2 separate regions of the Homo sapiens genome follow, and region 2 is linked to region 1. A link is an interaction called in ENCODE POLR2A ChIA-PET data of the cell type or tissue named here. Cell type or tissue: PC-9. All regions are shown on one strand. Each heading gives the region's core, and the rest is flanking DNA. Links, peaks and the distances in the headings are about the cores only. Region 1 has its middle 33 kb from the start of CYP24A1. Region 2 has its middle 150 kb from the start of ZNF217.

Region 1 (2,927 bases), core at 149-2,648:
AAAGTGGCAGATTTGGGCTTCAAAGTCAAGGCTTCCTTAGGCTATACTCTCAACAGGTACTCCATCAAATGGCTTGTGACTCTATTAACTAAGCAAGATGCTTTATTCTGCAAGTCTTCATTTCTCCACAAAATCAAAAAGCATATCCTTCACCATTCTTCTTGTACTCACCGGAATACAGGAAAATAAAATGAAGCCATTCGGTGTAGATACAACGTAAGGTACTTATATTAGTTTTCTGCTGCTACGTAAGAAATTACTAACGACTTTATGACTTAGAAGAATGTATCACATACAACAGGGGTCACCAACCCCCAGGGCACAGACCAGTACCAGTCTGTGGCCTGTAAGGAACCGGCCACATGGCAGGAGATGAGCTGCAGGCAAGCGAGCATCACCACCTGAGTGCCGCCTCCTGTCAGATCGGGGCAGCATTAGATTCTCATGGGAGTGTGGACCCTATTGTGAACTCCACATGTGAGGGATCTCGGTTGTTGCTCCTCATGAGAACCTAACTAATGCCTGATGATCTGAAGTGAACAGTTTCATTCTAAAACCATCCCCCACCACCCCACCATTTGTGGAAAAATTGTCTTCTATGAAACGAGTCCCTGGTGCCAAAAAGGTTGGGGACCACTGGTCTACAACTTCTGAGGGCCAGGAATTTGGGTGTGGCTTAGCTGGCTAGTTCTGGCTGGGAATCTCTCATGAGGTTGCCATCTAGGTGTCTGCGTGAGCCGCTTTCATCTGAAAGCTCAACCGAGGCTGGAAAATGCCCTTGCAAGATGCCTCACTTAGGTGACAGACAAGTTGCTGACTGCTGTTCAGGGAGCCTTAGTTCCTCACCACATGGACCTCTCCATAGGGCTGCTGGAGCTTACTCACAACACAGCTGACTTCCCCAGTGAGAGAGATGAAAGAAAGAGAAGCATTCCCTCCAGATCAGGGTGTCTTAACCTCAGCACTAGTGGCATTTAGGGCCAGATAATTTTTCATCGTAGGAAAGCTGTCCTGTGCACTGTAGAATATTTCACAGCATCCCTGGCCTCTACCTACTAGATTCCAATAGCACCCTCTTTCAGATGTGACTACCGAAGATGACACCAAACATTGTCAGATGTCCCCTGGGGGATGATATCACCCTCAGTTGGAAACTACTATTCTAGATTCCTCTTTCACTAAAATTTTTCTCAGCTGGGCTATGTTAAAGTATCCTGCAAACTCCACTTATTGAAATGGGAATTTTAAAAGCATGTATTCATTCCACAAACATGTATTGTCTCTTTGGAGACCTATATACACAACGTAAAAATTGCCTACCCTGACAGTCATGAACTTTCCAAGATATGTAGGAATGGGTTACTAATTGTTGGAGATTAAAATCTGCACTATGGATTAGCAATGGAACAAAGAATTGGCTTGCTGGGCCAGATTATGAACGACGGGAGCAATTGGGTTCATTGTAACAAAAGGGTACAGTTTATAGAATGCATTCCATTTACCCAATTCAGAAGGAATTTTACCTGTCTTTGAAGCAAAGCTTAAGGAATGTATAAATTTCCATTCCAGTGTTGAAATTGTTTTGGGGATCGACTCATTACTAAAATATTTGCCTCGCAATTCAGACAGTTCCCATGGATTTTGTATCACCAGTCAGAAAGTCAACTGAGAAAAATGACTTGTGGTCATGATATTACTGTTCAAACCATGTTGTTGGTAATTCAGTTTTAATAATGGCTTTGGGAAACATGTTTGCCTCAACAAGTTAATGTATTTTTATTTATTATTAAATAACAAGGAATCTGTTGATTAATGGGATGTGCGTGTTAGGGGAGGAAAAAACAGGATCTTTCCTCTGCCCACCACTAAAGCAATTCATTTGAATACATTGATGGAAACCGTTCAAATTTCTAGTAGTTTCTGACAACTTAGAGAAAGGTAAAGTGCCAAGCTGAGTAATAAGGGCTACACACTCAGCATAGATGTTGACATAAATTTTGAACACTGTGAGAGCTGGTGCTCACATAGTCTTGTTCTCAGCTCCTTTGCTAGAAGCTAGCCTAATGCCCGGCACATAGTAGATGCTCAAAAATCTCAGCTGAATAATGAATGTTCTTTAAAAGTTCATTCATCTCATTTCCTAGAAGACTCACAAGAAATGAAATTCTGGAATAGATTTATACCTGTTTCTTACCCTCCACCATGTTCCAAATAATCTCTTCACACCTTTTGCTATAAATACCTGAATCATCAGTTCATTCATTGACTGTGAGAATTGATTAGATTTTGCGCTGTGATTGAACTTCGATGCCTCTGCCGAGCTGGCCCAGTGCTTGACTCACACGGCTCATGTAAGGATGAACGGTGAGCCTGCCAAATTCTACCAAGCTCAAGGGGAATTTTTTATTACAGGTCGAAGCATCTGGCATCCTAGTTATGCATGACCAGGGCTCAACAAGACCACCAAGTTCACTGTTCCTCCAACCTAAGCCAATTGTATGCTTGACCTCTCAGGAGTGTTAAGAGTGTCACCAAACTTTATGAAACACTTCAAGGAGTAGCTGTGCTCTGTATTACTAATAAAAGGAGTAATAGCAAAGGGAGTCATTGATAATATATACTGAGAATTGTTATGCTACCTATTATGGCTAAGTTTTTTATAAGCAGCATCTCACTTTAATCTTCACATTAATCAAAGCTGTGAGGTATGATTATCTCCATTTTTGAGATGAGGAGACAGAGGCTTAGAGAGGTTAAGAAACGTCTCACAGGTCACAGAGGCAATAAGAGGCAGACCTGGTCTTTGAACCCAATATTCTTTTTGACCCTGGAGCACGGGCTTACAACTATGATGATTTATGTCCCTAAATGAGTATCTGAAAACAAACAAACAAACATCAAAGTAGCAAACATTAGGTAAGTTTGAG
Region 2 (2,927 bases), core at 187-2,686, 390 kb after region 1:
AAGACTCAAATCACTGATAGGTGTCCTTAATTTCTAGAAAAGCCTTAGGTAAAAGATTCACCATACCCCTGGAATATATTATTTTGGTGTGGGTGGCACTGTTGTGTAGCTGTTATTTTCCCAGGCTCTGCCTCTGTCTTTGAGAGCATCACTTAAGCTCTGTAAGCCTTGATCTGCGAAATCGGGATGAGGATAATGGCAGACAACATTTACCAAGAGCTTGCTGTGTGCAGGCAGTAGACTCTGTCTCACACGCCTTCTTACTTAATCATCACCATCATTATCCCCATGTTGCATATGAGGCCCCTTCTTGACAACTGCAGAGGGGAAAACCAACAGCACTATTTTCTACTTTGAGCTGTGCTACACCACTGCTTGTAAAGTTTTAACAACTTACCTAGCAACTGACAAACTTACACAGCTAGTGAGCAACAAACTAGATTTGAACCCAGCTCTTATCCAATCAGTGCCTCCTTTTTCTTGTCTGTACCTCTACCTTGTAAAATCAGAAAAGCACAGAAAGCACAGGAAGCCATATGGCTGAGAGCACACACACACACACACACACACACTCACACACACAGATGCGCACACACACAGACACACATGCACACACACACGCACACACACACGCAGACTGGTATTACTTTACTTCTGACAAGTTCTCTGAACAGCAGTCATAGCACTCTTTATTCCTCTCTTTTTTTTTAAATAAGTGCCCACTGTCTGCCAGGATTTTAACCACATCATCCCTATCCTTGCCACAAGCCCTGTAGTAGACATAGTTGGTTACCAGATCTGTACTTTACTTGAACATACTTCAGTGTAATTAATCAGCGAGCTAAACTATCCATACAGTGAGTCTAAGCTTGGCTGTATAATAAGAGGGGTCAGCTAATCAGCAATGAAGAATATGTTGTTCAGGATGGTTCGCAAGCACAATGTTAGAAAGGTCCACACTCCGGCCACAGGTATTGCGAGTGCTTCCTGCAGTTCAGGAATAGGGTTTCTATTGGTGAAACTAGTGACTAGTTAATTTGCATGACGATATTACAAATGGATTTTCATTGGTGGAATTAAGGTACTCAGGACAAGTAGATTGACTAGAATGTGATACAGGATGCAACCCTTTACCCTTCACCTATACCCTTCCCTGCCTCATTCACTAACTGATTCTGTTCCAGTCACTGGTTTAAGAGAATTTCTGATTGCCTCATACAGGCCAGAGAGCACAGGGCCCAGCTTTTGGAATGTTGTTATGCCTGCTTTGAATACACCCTTCCTGCAGGGTGTGACCAGAGCACCTATAAGAACGGAGTGCTAGGCTGTATAGGGTACATAGGATGACTATCATTAACAACAATTTATTTTATATTTTCAAATAGCTACAAGAGTGGATTCTGAATGTTCACAACACGAGGAAATTATGAATGTTAGAGGTGATGGCTATGCTGATTATCCCGATTTGATTATTACACATTGTATACATGTAGTGAAATGTCACGCTGTACCCCATGAATATGTATCACTATTATGTGTCAATTGAAAATAATAATATACCAGTCATTTGATTCCAGCCAAAAACTAAATTAAATTTAATAATAAAGATAATAATAAAGGAAAAAAAGAACAAAATGCTGGGACTTTGTCAACAACCTTTCAGAACAGGTTGTATGAACTGTTTTGTGCCTGCTTTGCTAATAAATATTTGGCTATAAGAGTAGTAGAATTTGGGCCGGGCGCAGTGGCTCACTCCTGTAATCCCAGCACTTTGGGAGGCCGAGGTAGGTGTATCATCTGAGGTCTGGAGTTCGAGACCAGCCTGGCCAATATGGTGAAACCCCATCTCTACTAAAAGTACAAAAATTAGCCAGGCGTGGTGGTGGGTGCCTGTAATCCCAGCTACTTGGGAGGCTGAGGCAGGAGAATCTCTTGAACCTGGTAGGGGGAGATTGCAGTGAGCCAAGATCACTCCATTGCACTCCAGCCTGGGTAACAAGAGCGAAACTCTTGTTTCAAAAAAAAAAAAAGAAAAAAACAAAAAGAGTAGCAGAATTTGGACTGACATTTGATTGAATGATTGATTGAGTTTTTGAGACGGAATCTTACTCTGTCACCCAGGCTGGAGTGCAATGGTGTGGTCTCGGCTCACTGCAACCTCCGCCTCCTGGGTTCAAGCCATTCTCCTGTCTCAGCCTCCCAAGTAGCTGGGATTACAGGTGCCCGCCACCAAGCCTGGCTAATTTTTGTAATTTTAGTGGAGAAGAGGTTTCACTATGTTGGCCAGGCTGGTCTCGAAATGCTGACCTCGTGATCCACCCACCTCGGCCTCCCAAAGTGCTAGGATTACAGGCGTGAGCCACCGCGCCCAGCCAAGATTTGATTTTATGATAAACTGTAGCTAGGTTGTGGGGGAATCACTAACACTTACCTCCACCAAAAATAACCTAAGAATTGCTCCATGCCAATGGCTTAGATCACAGGAATTGACATGCTTCTCAGGAATCCTCACCTATGTCTTCCTTGACTAGGAGAATCCCTACTGGTTCAGCCTTTAGTCAGCAATATATTCAGAGGAGATGAGTCCAGGAGATGAACCATGATTGGTCTAAGCCAAGAGTCAGCAAACTGCAACTGCAAGGAATCTGGCCCACCATCTGTTTTTATAAATAAAGTTTTTGGCCGGGTGCGGTGGCTCACGCCTGTAATTCCAGCACTTTGGGAGGCCAAGTCGGGCGGATCACGAGGTTAGGAGATCGAGACCATCCTGGCTAACAAGATGAAACCCCGTCTGTACTAAAAATACAAAAAAATTAGCCAGACATGCTGGCGGGCGCCTGTAGTCCCAGCTACTCGGGAGGCTGAGGCAGGAGAATGGAGTCAACCTGGGAGGCGGAGCTTGCAGTGAGCTGTGATTGCGCCACTGC

Evidence for each region. ChIA-PET counts read pairs that join two places held together with the same protein. Peaks named below come from ENCODE experiments on the same cell type or tissue, not always from the same donor. Only the 100,000 strongest peaks of a DNase experiment are listed, where the experiment ranks them.
Region 2: POLR2A ChIA-PET joins it to region 1 with 8 read pairs; 1 of 35 experiments calls an interaction of 5 or more read pairs at or near these places.

What each region holds. Positions count from the first base shown.
Region 1 is chr20:54,139,712-54,142,638 of GRCh38, reverse strand. No RefSeq gene overlaps it. Among named protein-coding and RNA genes, the nearest start is that of CYP24A1, 33 kb to the left of the region's middle. RefSeq lists an enhancer at 2,488-2,927. In PC-9, for the core only: no CTCF peak of the experiment used is centred there; a DNase peak (open chromatin) is centred at 1,538; H3K27ac peaks cover 2,500 bases.
Region 2 is chr20:53,746,653-53,749,579 of GRCh38, reverse strand. No RefSeq gene overlaps it. Among named protein-coding and RNA genes, the nearest start is that of ZNF217, 150 kb to the right of the region's middle. RefSeq lists an enhancer at 736-1,329. In PC-9, for the core only: no CTCF peak of the experiment used is centred there; DNase peaks (open chromatin) are centred at 269 and 1,199; H3K4me3 peaks cover 378 bases; H3K27ac peaks cover 2,500 bases.